2 separate regions of the Mus musculus genome follow, and region 1 is linked to region 2. Evidence: chromatin loops called from intact Hi-C (ENCODE). Cell type or tissue: gastrocnemius. All regions are shown on one strand.

Evidence for each region. A loop is a pair of places that touch in the nucleus more often than their neighbours do. Peaks named below come from ENCODE experiments on the same cell type or tissue, not always from the same donor. Only the 100,000 strongest peaks of a DNase experiment are listed, where the experiment ranks them.
Region 1: it touches region 2 in a loop (2.1-fold over the local background); 5 of 42 quality-filtered maps call a loop at or near these places.

Annotation. Positions count from the first base shown.
Region 1 is chr17:5,186,636-5,194,635 of GRCm38, reverse strand. All of the region lies in intron 4 of Arid1b (AT rich interactive domain 1B (SWI-like)), which reads right to left. Among named protein-coding and RNA genes, the nearest start is that of Gm34854, 34 kb to the left of the region's middle. In gastrocnemius, CTCF peaks have their summits at 4,032 (motif pointing left), 4,634 and 6,918 (motif pointing right); DNase peaks (open chromatin) are centred at 173, 4,048, 4,407 and 4,731; H3K4me3 peaks cover 1,614 bases; H3K27ac peaks cover 3,960 bases.
Region 2 is chr17:5,010,883-5,018,882 of GRCm38, reverse strand. The region is part of intron 1 of Arid1b (AT rich interactive domain 1B (SWI-like)); the gene reads right to left. Among named protein-coding and RNA genes, the nearest start is that of Arid1b, 20 kb to the right of the region's middle. In gastrocnemius, no CTCF peak of the experiment used is centred here; no DNase peak of the experiment used is centred here; H3K27ac peaks cover 1,330 bases.

The DNA of each region.
Region 1 (8,000 bases), 180 kb before region 2:
CTGTTCACACAAGCAAGCGTCCACACCAGCAAAGTCAGGAGCAGAGTCTGCCAGCCCCTTGTGCAGGGAAAGACGGCCCCCCATGGGCTCCTGGGCCCCTCTGTCTCCATGTTTTCCTGGGAGGAAGGAAAGCACCTGCACATGGAATTGGGTATGAGAATGGCTGTGGGAGCCTTGCTCATCTCTCACTGACAAACACTGGAAGGATGCCAGACATCCTCCAATTGGTGAACAGATAAACCAGGGCTGTGGGACCCACCGGTGTTAACAGAAAGCTACACACCAACACAAAGTAGCTGACTTTAACTACAAGCAGCAACATGGGTGAGCTGGAGCTCTGAGGAGGGAGCCAGCTGAGGGGCTAGCTACTGTGTGATTCCATCTATCTAGAAACACCAAATCTACAGGGAGAGGAAGTGGGTGTGCTTGTGAGGATCTGGTGTGGAGAAGGGGCAGACTCTGAGGGGCATGGAGAACCTCCCTAAGACAACAGAGCATCCTCTTGTGATTGTGTAAATGTTATTTTCAGTTTATAAAACAGCAAACCACAGTCCTTGGAAAACGTTAACGATTTTCCAGATGTGATTAAACCACCAGTATAGTCACATCCTCAAAATGCCCCTAATGTCCGACCTGTAGTACTTTCTCTATTGTCTTGATAAAGTGCTCTAGAACACTGGGTTAAAGCTTGAGTGTGGCTGGTGGCACACACCTGCACTCGCATCACCCAGGAAGCTGCAGCAGCAGGACCCAGAGGTAGGGACCAGCATGGGAACCAGAGTGGGCCAGGTTAGGGTAGGCTACACAAGGAGACCCTTTCTCAAACAAACAAAAATCAACTAATAGTTTATACAAATTTTTCTATGAATTAGAAACTGCTCTACTTTTATTTGGGGGTGTGTGGGGCACTTTGGGGCTTTTAAATGGTTCAGTTCAGACAGAAATGCCTATAGGTTATTTTCTGCAACTAGAAAAAAATCTTTTGTCTAACACACACACTCTAACACACACACTCACACACATACACACACACTCACATACACTCACACACACACTTTTGTCTAACAAAAGATTTTTTTCCAGTGCCCAGAATTGAACTCAGAGCTTCTTGCATACTAGAAATCTAATCTGTTCCAAACCTCTCTGTAATTTTGCAAAAACTAAACATAAACTGCAATTTTAACATGAAAAATAGTAAGTCAACCATGAGGAAACACACACGCACATGCACACGCACACTCACAGGCACACACTCACACACACACTCACACACACATTCTCACACACACACTCTCACACACACTCACTCACACACACACAGACACACACACTCACTCACACACACACACTCACACACACAGACACACTCACACACACACTCTAACACACACACTCACACACACACACTCACACACACTCACACACACACACACACACACACACACACACTCACTCACATACACTCACACACACACACACACTCCTATAGCTAATATACTAAGCAGTATGCTCAAGGTTAGACATGAGAACATTACATCGCCTTCAGGTCTAAAGCACAAATCTATACTACCTCTTCCAGGTCACTCTCAGACAGTTTACAACACGAGTTTTATAGTTCAAACCTTAAAACAGAAAGGCTCTCAAAGAATGCTATATTTACACTGTTTGAAAGGCAGTCCCCTATTGTACATCAGGGAGGTGCAATGCAGAACTCAAGAGTACCAAGCTTGTGCCCGCAAGTGGCTTTCTATTTGGAAAGCAATCTCTAGGAGAAATGTTTTCTACCACTGATACCAGAGAGTCTGCTCACTGGAGCCCTGTCAACACTTTACATTAAGTAGACTCAATTGCATTCAAACAAATTTTTATAGCCTTTGAGTTAAGCGTGAGATTTCTGAAATAGACAATATATAACCAAACATAAGAAGGAAATGGTCACTTGGGGCTAAGGTTCATTTGTGTCACATCTTACCAGGCATCACTGTTTTGATGAAAGCTACCTTATGTCCTGGCACAGTATAGTCACACATCACTGATTTTTGGGTAGGGAGGGCAAAAACCCCAAACTCCACAAAGGAGTAAGTACTGAGGAGGCCAGGTCAGGGGCATGACCTTCTAAACATGTACTCTCGAGTTCACTGACAGGCCTGCACAGACAGACATTTCATATGCAATGTGAGCTTGATGCCGTATTTACTTAAGAGGGGGAGGCACTCAACTATTAGTAATACAAAGCCACTATTTAAAAATGGGGGGAAAGTTCAAAATTGAAAATATAATCTGAGACAACTGCCTACACTTGAATGTAAAATCGGTCAAATTATGCATTTGCTTCCTAGCTCTTCCAAAATTTCAAGGAACCAGGGAAACAAAATAATTTCAAACTCACTATGATATCAGAGAGGCAGCTTTACAATATGCTATAAGAGAATATACACAGAAATTGCATTTAGAAATAGAAGTGATTAAAATATCCCAAACAGATATGTCTTCTTTGATTTAGTATTTAAAGTCTAGGATGCTCCATATAACGTTCATAGTTTGATACACCAATAATTTCTGGGCTGTTTCCATCAATGGGGTCAATGTAACAGTAAATACAGGTGGGATGAGAAAGGAAGCTGTTTTTATTAAATTTATGTTACAGGCACTGTTACAAATTGTATCCGTTTATAAGAATTTTTCTGCTTGCTTTTCCATTCCTCCTGAGATACAAGAAAATTAAGTCTTTCTACTAACTCAGTATTCACAAAGCCAAGGACTTAAATGCCTGTCAACCCACAACTTATTGACCCCATCAGTTTCATGACCATTATACAAGCTCAAACCCTAAAAAGAAGGGCTGGAGCCATGGCTACTTGGTAAAGAGGCGGCTGAACAAGCACAGGGGCCTGAGCTACAGGACACACCCATATTCAGATGCCAGGGAGATGGCTAGGCTTGTGCTCGAAGTATGGGGGGGGGGGCGGGGGGGGGGGCTTCAGAGACAAGAAAACCCCGGAGAAAACTGAGTTCATGCTTTGTGGGTCTCAAAAGCTAAGGTGCAAAGATACTGAAGAAGACACCAGTGTTTCCCATGTGCACCCACGATAGAAATGAAAACTATCCCCAACACACACACACACACACACACACACACCAACCTCTTCTAGTATGTTGGGTGTTACTGCATTCATGTAGTGAATGCAAGCCCAAACAGATCCACACGTGCATGATAAGCGATTTGCGTCTAGGTGGTTTTTTTTTAAGGATAAAGTGTAGTAGTATACCCCGGCATGCAATTCACCTCTCTTTACAAAATGTCCAAATCAACTGGATTTTATTTAGCTTAAACTTTGTCAAATGGCAGCAGTGAGCAGCAGTAATCAAGGTTAGCAATGTCCATACTATAACAATCTTTCCTAATAGAATATTAATTGTATACACATCATAAACATACTTGTGTTAAAATACCATGCACGTGCATAGTAAATATGAGGCATAAGCCCAAACAAAATGTATTCTGCAAAACACTTGTTGCTCAGAGTCTCTTTAATAACCTTTGTAACAAACTTTAAGTGTCAAATTTCCAAAATTAAGCTACTGGGTCAGGAAATATCCGTCATGTTAATGATTATCAATAATTCACTCTTCATAGTACCAACTGCATTGACTTTAAAAACCATTCAGGCTACAGATCACAGTGGAAATAATTTATCAACTAGAGGCTCTGGCTGATTAGTCCTCTAAGTCTGGTATATGTATGTCGACTAACTTCTTGTATGTGTCATGCAGGTTACTTGAAAGGTCTAAGGTTACACTGCTATACCATAGAAGGTGAGCAACAGAGAGCAGACAGTGGCCTTAGGTCTTCTAGACAGATTAGTCTTATTCTCCAGAAATGTCTTTCCCCCCAAATCCTCTTAGCATTTACTAACGTAGTAGAGGCTAGAAAGTTGTCTCAGTGGATAACAAACCCTGCTGCTTGTAGGTTCAACTCCCAGGTCATATGTAATCCCAGTTTCAAGAGATCTGATGATGCCCTCTTCTGGCCTCCATGGGTACCAGGAACAGCCGCTGTGCACAGACATGCAAGCAGGCAAAACACCCAGTAGCATAAAATAACTTTTTTTTTTTTTAATTTAAGAAGGTACAGACAGGAGATGAGACGCTACAAAAGCTTAGGCTTTTTCTGGGATTTAAAAATGCTATGAATTAGTTTTCCCATCAAGGAACCTTGCACTTGGTTCCAACTGGTACTGCACAAATGTAGTTAGGGTCTTTGCCTTTGGCCCTACCCTCCGCTCCAGCCACTCTTGCCCTCCATCTCGCCTGTCTTGGTGCACAGCTTAGGCCTAAGGCCCGCCCCCTGGCGCCCCACCCACTGCCTGCCCCACTGGCCCCACCCCATCACTCCACCCCACCCTACTTTCCAGCGGCCTTCTGGTCTCCCCATGGCCCAGCCTACGGGAGGGGGAAGGGGGGGTGTTGTTTGATCCTCCCAGACTCTGGGTTTTGGGAGTCTACAACTTTGTCTCTTTCTGCAAAGCAAGTTTCAACCGGCCCCGCTACAGTGGGGGAGGGCCCTTTCCTCAGGGGCGGACGGCTCCAGCAGGGATACAGGGCAGCCGCTCGGCCCTCGCCTCGGCACTCCTCTCCAGGGACAGGCAGAGGGCGCGGGAGGGTTTCGGAGAAACTGGGAGCACCGCCGGGAGCGCGGCTGCGTCAGCAGAAACTTTGGGAGTGAGCCCTCTGGGGTGGGGCCTGCACAGCCCCGACCGTGGCTCGATGGCCAGGCCTCCCACCGCGGTGCCTGCCGGGAGCTCCCCACCCGCGGCTGCGCAGTCGCTGCTTCCCCTCTTCCTCCCTGGAGGAGTGCCTAGTCACTCACTGGCCCGCGAGCTGTGGGACACACTGCGCTAGGAAAACAAAGAAACCCCACGCACACGTTTCCAGGATAGGGAACGTGAAAACAGACAGTGAGACTTAGGGTGCCCCGCAGGTTAGGCTTCTCAGGGCTGCCATTAGGCAGCCAGGCAAGCTGCAGGCCCAGGTATCCAACCCAAGGCCCTGCTGAGCGCTCCCTTATGCTTACCGGGTTGAATGGTCAAATTCTCTAAACAATCCCATTATGGTTATATATGTGTGTCACGTATAGCCACAAATCCCAAGTCATTACTTTTTGGAAGAAAATTAAGTAATCTGAGAGCTTAGCAAAAACAAAAGCACCAATTCACCATTACTATTTTTTGTCACAACCAAGTGCTATATATGAAACTTTTGGATAATGTTACAGATATTTAAAGAAATGAACACATGATTTTAAATGCTGTTACTGTTGTCATGTTGACGCAGCTCACCTAGGCTCTGCAATGTGGTACTTCTCATTCAGCCATATCTAGTCTGTATAGTACCAGCAGGGTCAAAGGCAAGCAGGCATGCTGACATACTATGAATTAAATCATTTGTACACTTGAAATGTTAGGATTTGTGTTACTAGAAAAGGTGATACTTAGTAAATTTACCTAAAATGGGCAATCATACAAATTGCTTTGGGCAAATTCTTCATCAGTGAATGTTCAAATTTTTCACCCCATTTGTTCTCCTACAGATGATTTTCACAGGAATATGCTTCAGTATTTTTCAACTTTATTTCAAATTTTTAAAATTTTGAGATTTTTTGATTAAAAGTTCACTTTTTTTTTCTGACATTATTTGCCCTCCTTCCAGCCCTCTAGCCTTTTCTTCCTTTTCAGTCCTCCAAATGGTACCAAGTTGTACTACCTGCACAGGCTATGAGGTTAAGGAATTTTCAGATGTTTCTGGGTTCAGTAAATTACTACCTTCCTTCATTTGTGGTTAGGACAGTAGTGAAATGAACGCAGGCTCCGTCGGGGTGCAAGGAACACATGGTCAGGTATTTTACAGTGCTACACATTGTGGTGCAGCCAAGAAGGCAGTCAACAGATAGGCAAACTCGGGTCTGCAGTCAGGCTGCAGAGGGAAACCAAACACAGAATCGTGGGTAGTGATGAATAGGCCTTTGGAGCTGGGCAAGGAAAGCACTCAGCATGCAGTGGGGATAGAACCTAGCAGAGCCCAGGCAAGAGGCAGCATGGAGGACCACGCCCCCTCACCCCTCTTCCCAGGTAGATGCAAAAGGCTACAGTTCAGAACTTCACATGCTCCTCGTCCTCCATGCCAAGGGAGAGGTACTTGGCAAAGCATGGGCCCTGGAGTAAGAGGGTGTGAGGTTATATTTAACTCCTTCAAATACTGACTTTGTGTCCCTAAGACAGTTTCTTAGCGTCTGTCCCTGCTATCTGCAGGTGGTTGACAGTCACTTCATGGCTGTGAGGTGACTTAAATGGAACTTCCTTAGTGCTATCTTTGAGCATGACAAGACCAGTCCCCAAAACCTGCTTTCAAACTCACCCCAGCCTAGTCCTTTTTCAGTGCCTTGCTGAGACTGCTCTCTCCTACATCCACACAACAGTAGAAACTGCAATAGGATCTCCCATCCACTCCTCGGGGTGCCTTATGGTATCCTTGGCAAATCCAGATTTCAATTTGTTGTTCCACATACAATGCCAGAGAATACCAAAGGATCTGGGTCTAAACTCCTTAGTTTAGGTAAAAGGGCCAGGGGGAGTCTGTTCCTAATCTGCCCTGTGGTTTCACTCCCCTAAACTCATTACTGGATGGTAATCACGCTCCCTAGTGACTTGTGCAATAAGGCAACTGAGGTCTTTCCGCCCCTTTATCCAATCAGGCCCCTTCACTCTCTGTAATCCTGCCCTTTGAAAGCTGCCAAGGCTCCCCTGATCCCCACTGTTAGAATGTGAACAGTGCTGGGCTGAAGCAGCAATTCCATTTCATGCATAACTATGTATGTATGCATATATGGTTATGTCACTTGCAGAACCTCCAGCAGTGCCCTGCAGAGGGCTCTATCTAGTGAGCACTGTGCAAATGAGGACATCTGGAAACCAGGAAGTCTCACACTCCAGCAATGCCTTGTAACCTCATACTGGTGAGAGGGAAGCTGAGGCCTAAAGATGACCCTCAGACACCACTCACCTGTAGCTACATTCTAGCAGCTCTAAAAGGAGAGTGCTCATCGTCATAAAAAGAGAAAGTTATAAATTGTTTTTGAAAAGTCTTCCCTTCTATGAAGGTCCATTTCATTTCAGAACAGTTTAAACTCTAAACATTTGCACCACAACAGAAGCAGCAGGCAGAGCTGCGTTTACTCCCAACTTCAGAGCATACTGTGGATGTGAGGGTCTCGCTGTTAACAGACGGGCTCTTTAGGAAGACCAGCACAGCTTTGTCTTCAGATAAATGACAGCAACCTCAGGCGACACCCCAAGGTTAAGGAGCAGTTTTCAGATGCCCATGAACTTGTTACGTTTGTGGCTTTTCAACCAGTACTACACATGCCCAACACAGCAGTGGGCACCTTGCTTTCTTTGAGACAGTTCTCTAAAATTAGATACCACTCAACTGACAGCCTGACACTCTTGAGGAACAGAGGATACAATGAATACATATTCTACAAGATTAATTAGCTTCAGGTAAAAGAAACTGCAACCAAAACAAACTGGAAAAAACATTATTTCTCCTAAACAGACATTTATAGACTGGAGGTTTGCCACTTAAGTAGCCAAAGAAGTGTCACCCCATTCTGCCAGTTCCAAGGCCCTCCTCAGTCAGGGGTGATGGCTGGAAAGGACCCAAAGCCACCGCCGCATTCCCACAAGCTTCTCCACAGAGCAGAGGCCTTACCAACTAGAGCAACCAGTGGAAAGTGGGTCCACAGGCAGGGGAAATTCAATTAAGGCAGAGTGTGGAATTTGTAGAAATATAATGCAATCATGTAGGTGTTACATCATTTTCTAGTAGCCACATCAAGAAAAATAAAAGAGGAAAAATGTTCATTTCAGCACCACGTATGCTAAAATTGGAACTCGGTAGAGAGGATGCACACAGCCCTATGCAAGGATATCAAGAAAATTGGT
Region 2 (8,000 bases):
GGCTGCTTTTAATATCATTGTACGTTCACAGGCAGTGTCTTCAATCAAAGTAAACTAAAATAAAATACACTTCATATTCTAGAAAGCAGACGTAGATGGATGAAGATCCAGCGTGAGATGGCAACTGAAGTCAACCCTGTGAAAGAGACTGCAAATAGTCAACTGGTGTGTGTTTGCCAATGCCTGAGCTTTTATAATGAGAACATATTGAAATATTATTAATTTTATAACTCAATGACAAAGATTCAAAACTTTGAGATTGAGATTTAAGGAAACTGACAGAGTTCCTACAACAAGAAGAAAACCCACTCAATTAAGTCACAGGCAGGGGAGAAAAGGGCACATCGTACCTAACTATGTGGAGAATTAAGAATCTTGTGCTGATCAATTTCCAGAACTGGGTGTCGGGGCTTCCTCCTTCTCCACCCCAGGTTCTTCATCCAATAGATGGAAACTCCCAGTCCCAAGTCAGCTAAGTGCTTGAGCGGAGACCAGGAGAACATGTCCCGTCAGCAAGATGCCTAGCTAGAGATGGAGCCTGAAACAAAGTGTCCAGTGGTTGGCAAGCTATAGCCCTCGGGCCAAAGCTTGTACCCACTATCTGTACAAGGCTGGCTGAGGAAACAAAAATCCAAAGGGTTCTGACACAGAAGATTACATAAACTTCCAACTGCTGTTTTATTGGCACACAGTCTATGCAATTGGGGTCTGCTTTGGTGCTAATGGACAAAGACTGAGTAAACGCCAAAGCAAACATCACCTGCCCAGGGACCCCAAAACATAGACCACCTGACCACATAAGTTCCATTTTCTAATCCTCGGTCCAAATGCCTGCAGAATCCTAAGCAAACAAATCATTACAACACCCAATAGTGACTGTGTTGGGTTTCAAGACCTGGCCTGAAGCCAAACATCCTAAATGGTGCTGCTGTGGCCCAGCTTTGCCACAGAAGAGACAGGAATACCCACTGACTCTACCCAGGTTAATGTGAGGACAAGATAAGAAAACCACCATGGACATTTTAAGTGGAGAGCAAACACTCTGTATTTCATCCTGAGTTGAAACGCATTTGTACTTCTGGTGGGAAGGCCACCTGCTCACACTGAGTCTCTCCATTGGTCTGTTGGGGCCCAATCACAGCCACCAAATGAGCTTTCCTTGGGTTTAGACATGTTTATATTTCTGTGAATTGTCACCTCCTGAGGTGTCACCCCTCACAGCAGTTGGCTGACACCCATTCTATGGAGAAGGAAACAGAAGCTCAACCCAGTTTGTGGCTCAGGACCCAGCATTGAGTGGCTGGTGCACTTTGTATAAACTAACATTGAGCTCAGGAAACATTTTCAAAATCAAATTTTAAGTTTTCAAACTTGAAAATATACATTCCCCCCCTCCCTGTATTTTTTCCAGGTATGGAAAAGAAACATTTTTTTTTAAAGAAAAAAGCAGCGGTAATTTTTGGATAGAGCTCAGTAGGCAGTAGGCTTTTAAGAGCAGAGTGGGTACATCCGAGAGCTGCCTCGTCAACCCCGGAGAACTGCATGAGAAGCGGGTCTAGCCAGTGCTAGAATACGTCTACACACTTCTCACATGCTGCCACAAAACCGAGGTCACATGATCACCCCGTTCTGCAAAGCAGATGCCACCCAAGCCGGACATCCAAAATAGCTGCTTTCTGTCAACTCTGTTCACTGAGCCCAAGGCATCAAAGTGCAAGCAAGAAACAGAGACTCTCTAGCAGAGACTTGAAGATGCAAAGCGCCATAAATCAAGCCAACAGCCTGCAAGCAGACAGGGCCTAGACAGGTAAGCTGAGGAAGATCTCTGCCCTTCACACTCATACACATGTGGGCACCACACCACCACCCAACAGAAAGAAAACAGAGAAGGGGGAGGAAGAGGGGGAAGAGGAGAAAAAGAATGGAGAAAAGAAACTTTGTGTTTGTTCTGATTTTGTTTGATGTTGTTTTTCTGTTTATTTTTTCCTGTCCAAATGAATTCTCTCCTGTAAAACAACTTTTCAGTGGCTATAGAATATGCTACAGCCCTTTGTCATGCACAAGGCTCTTTATGTTCTGCCCTGGTTGTCACTCAGTCTGAAATGGAGGGGTGTTTCTTTAGAAAGTTTCCAGTCTAACAGAGAACTCTCTCACCACTGCAACTCCTCTGGATGCTGTTCAACACTTTGTCCTATACTGGCTGTGGAGTACCTCAGTCCTCAAACAGTCATGTGAATTCCGTACTGCTCCACACTGTCAAAACACATGCATTCCTATTATACAACCACGTGGCAGAAGCAACATTCCACCCAAAACACACTGGCTTCTTTGTTGAAAAGCTTAATAAGGGCTGGGCTTGGCGGTGGTGTGCGCCTAGAATTCCAGCACTCAGGAGGAAGAGCCAGGGAGGTCTCTGCAAGTTTTAAGGCAGCCTGGTCTACATAACAAGGCTACAGAGAGACCTGTCTCAAAAAAGACTTAATAAATGAATAAGACCATGTCAAGAAATGAACTCATCTTTATGCACTACGGCCAGTAAAGGAAGCCTATTTGCTTGGAAGATGCATAATCAATTCATTACATGCTTTACAAACACCTAACCCTATTAAAAAAAATGTTTTTAATTTTTAAAAAAGGGGGAAGGAGGAAACATAAAAAAGTGTTGGTGTCCCAGGCATGGTGGTGCACACCTTTCGTACTAGCACTCCGGAAGCAGAGGCAGTCGGATCTCTGTGAGTTCGAGGACAACCTGGTCTACAAAGCGAGTCCAAGACAGCCTACACAGAGAAACCCTGTCTCGGAAAAGAACAGTATTGGTGCTTGCTCACAGGAATAAAAACTGTATGGAGAGTCCTTCCGGCTCTGTCAGTGCCTGCTGTGGGTGTTTGCCGTCTCCCACCCTTGTGCACATACAAAGGCGCACTGACTGTGGTGACCAACGTTGTGGATACTCATATACACAAATATACACTTGTAAGCACTTATGCTCGTATATATTCGTATATCCCTTTGCTTAGGAGATGTTACCAATGTTCAGAAGCATAAAAATAAGCCCTGGCTTATTTTTAACCACAGAAAAACAAGGCCAATACATAAATACTGTTTCCTTTCTAGAACACCTCTCCCCATGCTCCTCAGGGAGCAGCTATCTCAGCCTCCTACGCCCTGTGCTTGCGATGAAAGGGCCTGGAGGGCCGGGCGATCTATAAACTTCTGTTTGCTGTATGTTAAGAAATCCTACCCTCGGAACCTAGACAGAAGCTTCAAAATGAAAAACGGAGAATACAAAAAATATGAAGTATCCTCAATTCTCAAATTAACATTTGCTATGTTTAAAAATATTTTTAAGTCAGGGCTAATGAGATGGCTCAGCAGTTAAGAGCACTGGCTACTCTTACAGAGGACTAGGTCTCAATTCCCAGTACCCACATGATGGCTCACAACCATCCGTAACTCCAGTTCCAGAGGCCCCAGTACCCTCTTCTGCCTGCAACAGATACCAGGCACACATACGGTACACAGACATGTATGCAGGCAAAACACCAATACACACAAATAGAAGCAATTTTTTTAAGTGTTTAAAAAACTATGTCTTGAATTGGACATGTTCAGGGATGTTGCAACACCTAGAAAAAAGTTCAAAGCCACTTGGGCCATGGGAATCAATCGCAGGCCCATTTGGGCTACTCAGTAAGAGCCAACTGTAAGGAAACTTAAATGCTTCATTCTTGTCAAGTTCAAGCATTGTTATTCAAAGGACTAAGTAAATCCTAACAAGCAGAGTGCCTTCCAAGCAGAGCATCCACACCCAGTAACAGAGGAGCAGTTGGGCACAAACTGCCACCCTTTACACATAACCAAGCTTTCACAGACACTAAGAAAATGTATTCTTGCTTCATCTCCTGATGGCGTGAAGTTCAATGTTAGCAAAGGGAAAGTCCATTCCTTCCAATCCGTATCTTGAGATACTTCCCATCGGCACTCGCTCGCATCGGCACTCGCTCGCTAGGCAACAAGGTAACCTAGTGCTCCAGGAAAGGCTGTGATTTCTCCACCACCTGAGCTTCTGCATTGGGTGCTGTGAAAGCCCAGGACGGGAGAGAACAAAGCAGGGCTCACAGGACCAGCATATCACTAGCCAGCTAAACTCACGCGCCACACGGACACGGGCTCCAGCCTTCTGACGATTTGTCTCCTGTCTCATGTGACATGAAAAGGTAAAGCATTTCAGTCAACTGTGAGAACTCAATAACTTTTTTTTTCCAAATGCACAAACTATTGCAAGCACTCAGCCAGGGGTTAAAGTTCAAACGGTGGCACAGATAGAAATGAGGTGCTGTCCTTGCGGTACGCAGGAAGAGAGCAGAAGCAAGCTAGCCTCGCACGCACGGATTTCCAGAGGCCAGGAAGTGAAATCAACAGGAGTCCCTTCCAGAGCTGGTTTCCAAACGGCAGAGAGGAAAAGTAGAGGCCAGTGAGGAGGAGGAGGCGCACTGCGCAAGCGCAGAGCTCCAGCTCAGCATGGGAAGACCAGCTGGTCAGGCTGGGCAGTTGGACGAGAAAAGGAAGTTCTTGCTGGACACGGCAGTGTCTGCCTTTACACCCAGCACTCGGGAGGCAAAGGCAGGAAGGTCTCTGTGGGCTTGAAGCCAGCCTGGTCTATGTTGCAGGTTCAAAGACAGCTTGGACTACGAAAAAGAGAGAGAAGGAAGGAGGGAACGAGGGAGACAAAAAATGTCTGGTGGTGGTAGCACACACCTTTAATCCCAGTGCACATAGGCAGAGGCAGGTGGAACTCTAAATGAGTTCTTCAAGGCCAGCCTGGTCTAGTTCCAGGATATCCAGGGTTACATAGTGAGACCCTGTTGAAAGACAGAGACAGAGAGATGGAGAGAGACGGAGACACAGAGAGACCGAAGGAGAGAGGGAGGGGGTGAGCCCAGTGCAAGCATCCATTCCTGCCATCCTTCCCACGGACCACTGCAGAGGCTTCTAATAGAATTCTCTTGCAATAACACTATCTTTACTCAACTCTTAAAATGTGAGATAAATACATGTATAATGCTGAAATTATCAAAAACAGCTTCAAGCCAGGCAGGGTGCACATGCCTGTAACTCCAGCACTTGGGAGGCAGAGGCAGGGGGATCACAAAAAGTTCAAAGCCAGCATGATTTATACACAGAGTTCTGCCAAAGCTACTCACAGAGATCCTATCTCAAAAAAGAAAAAAGGAAAAAAAAATGGGAGGGGCTTCAGAAGTCATTCAACATCCTAACCTGATTATCCATGAAAGGAACTGACCTCTGCACTCAGAATCAGAACACGGCACTAAATGTCTAAAGTTCCATATATACTGCAAGATGTAATTAAACACTCCATAGTACTGCATCCAGGACTTTCTACAATGACCAGAGAATTCTAGATCTGCGCTACATTTGGGCTACACACATGTCCACTGCAACTAGAGAAGTGAGCCTTTGGTCTAAATAGCCTCACAGAGCTAGTGACTCTATCAGAGTTCTAGAATGTACTTCCATGCTGATTTTTTAAGAGAAAAGGATTCTTCAGTCACATTACCTGTGTATTAATCCTTCCATCTTCCACATCTGTCACACACACACACACACACACACACACACACACACACACACGCTTCTTTCTTTCAGGGAGGGGATCTAATACAGGATCTCTCTAGTCCCGGTTGTCCTAGAGCTCACCATGTAGAACAGGCTAGCCTCAAACACACAAACACACAGAGATCCTCTTGCCTCTGCCTCCCAGCTGCTGAGACCTCTGAGTTTTCTTTTTGCACAGGAATGGTCATAGTCTCAAGAGGAAAGAAAGAACACTGCCGTTCAAACCTGCTTCCCAGCTGGCAGGCCAAGGTGACGTACAGGAGCGGCTCAGAAGCAGGGCCGCTTTCCAAGCATTATCTCTGGGCCCTCTCCCCCTGGCCGGAAAACTCTTGGATGAGGGTTTGTCTTTGGAGAGATCTTCCTTCAGGTTTTCCAGTGTCTTCAACAACAGTAAATGCTGTCATGCAAGCGGACACAAAGTCCGTCTATGCTGACAACTCCCAAGAGCTAAACTCAGTGGTTGGAACTCCACCCACTCTGGAGGGGAGGGGAGAGAAGCATTCAGCATTTGTCCTGGATTCCACACCTGCCAACCACTTTTTCAGCTGGGCGTGTACTCACTCTGAAACAGGGTATGGTACAGGACAGGCCCCAACAATATCAAAACACGAAAGTAGAATCCCTCTGCACAGGGCCTGACACCTACTCACTAGTCAACCAATTACCTTACATTATTAATTATTAATTAATTACTTTTGAGTGCAATGGCAAAATAACTGGTCTCTCTTGGGTGCTGCAGGTAGTGTGAGGGAGCCTGTGTGGTGAGTACAGGCCACTTAAAGGGACTTCATTACAAATACACAGGAGAAATACATTCCCGTTCTAGTGACTTGTCACCCATAAATCACCCATGCAGACAGAAGCCCTACGTGACATTTGGAAACACAAGATTTCACAGAAGGTAATGAGAAAATATACAGTGTCATCTTTTACTCCTGCCAGCCAGGCTTCCGCCCCAAATCACTGCCCTGAGCAATGATCCTGCTTCAGGGAGATATCCAGAGACTCAGGGTAGACTGCAAGGGGACACCCCTTCCCCTCCTCCACTGTCAGCAATAAAGAGCACATGAGCATGCTGGTAGCTCAATAGAGTACAGAAAAATTTCAGAAATGTTTGTAAATAACCTTTGTACAAACATGCCCCCTGACTTGTATTTGCTGAAACCTATAAGGTGGGAACAGCAAAACCTGCCTCCTAGGTGCACTGCCACAATTAAATAGGAACTCAGAAACACATGCAGAGCCATGCATCCCTGCAGTTTCCGGGGATATAGACACAGGGCCCCCACCCTGCCACGACAGCTCACAGTCACTAAGAAGAAACAGGTCACATGGGCAGAGAGAGCTGAGAGTCAGTCCAAGTCTCTGCTTCTTCCAGCCATCTCGAAGCCTCCTTCCCTAGTCACTGTGTATCCACTGTGGCTACCTCTCCATTCACCAGGACACCAATGGACACAGTAACTCCTCCACTCTCAGGGACTCCACCATCTCGAAGCCTCCTTCCCTAGTCACTGTGTATCCACTGTGGCTACCTCTCCATTCACCAGGACACCAATGGACACAGTAACTCCTCCACTCTCAGGGACTCCACCATCTCGAAGCCTCCTTCCCTAGTCACTGTGTATCCACTGTGGCTACCTCTCCATTCACCAGGACACCAATGGACACAGTAACTCCTCCACTCTCAGGGACTCCACGGAGCACTGCACCTGCCTCTCTCCTTCCAGAAGCTTCCACTCCCAAGCTCCTTTGACCCTAGATTTGATGCTTCCCAGGTCTTCCCTGTCTTTCGGGCACTGGCCTCGGAATTCTGGTTTTTTTTTTTTTTTTTCTGTTTGTTTACTTGCTTAGTTTTGTTTTGTTTTAGTTTGGGGGCAGGGTCTCCTATGTAGCCTTAGCCATCTTAGAACTCCCTGTGTAGACCAGGCTGGCCTTGAACTCAGAGAGAGGCATCTGCTTCTGCCTCCCAGGTGCTGGGATTAAAACACCACCCCAGGTGACTAGGATCTCCATGCCCTGGGGTAGCTCTCATCCCCTGCTCATTCCTACTTTCTTCTCACAAACTTGAGCTTCTGCACTGTGCTGTCCAGACTATATCTTGAGCCCAGCATTCCAAAGCCACCGTCTAGAATGAGCCATACCCAATGATACAAGAGCAAGAATATGTCCGAGAGCTGGGGATCCCACATTCCTACCTTCTGCCCCTGGGGTCAGACAGGAAAGTGTCTACGCCCTCCTCCCCCCCCCCTCCTCCTCCTCCCAGGTCCAGGAGGCAGCTGACATCAGGCTGATAAGGATGGAAATGCCCTGTCGGACAGCAGCCCAGGTCACAGGGTCCATGCCGAGACTGTGCAGGGCCATAG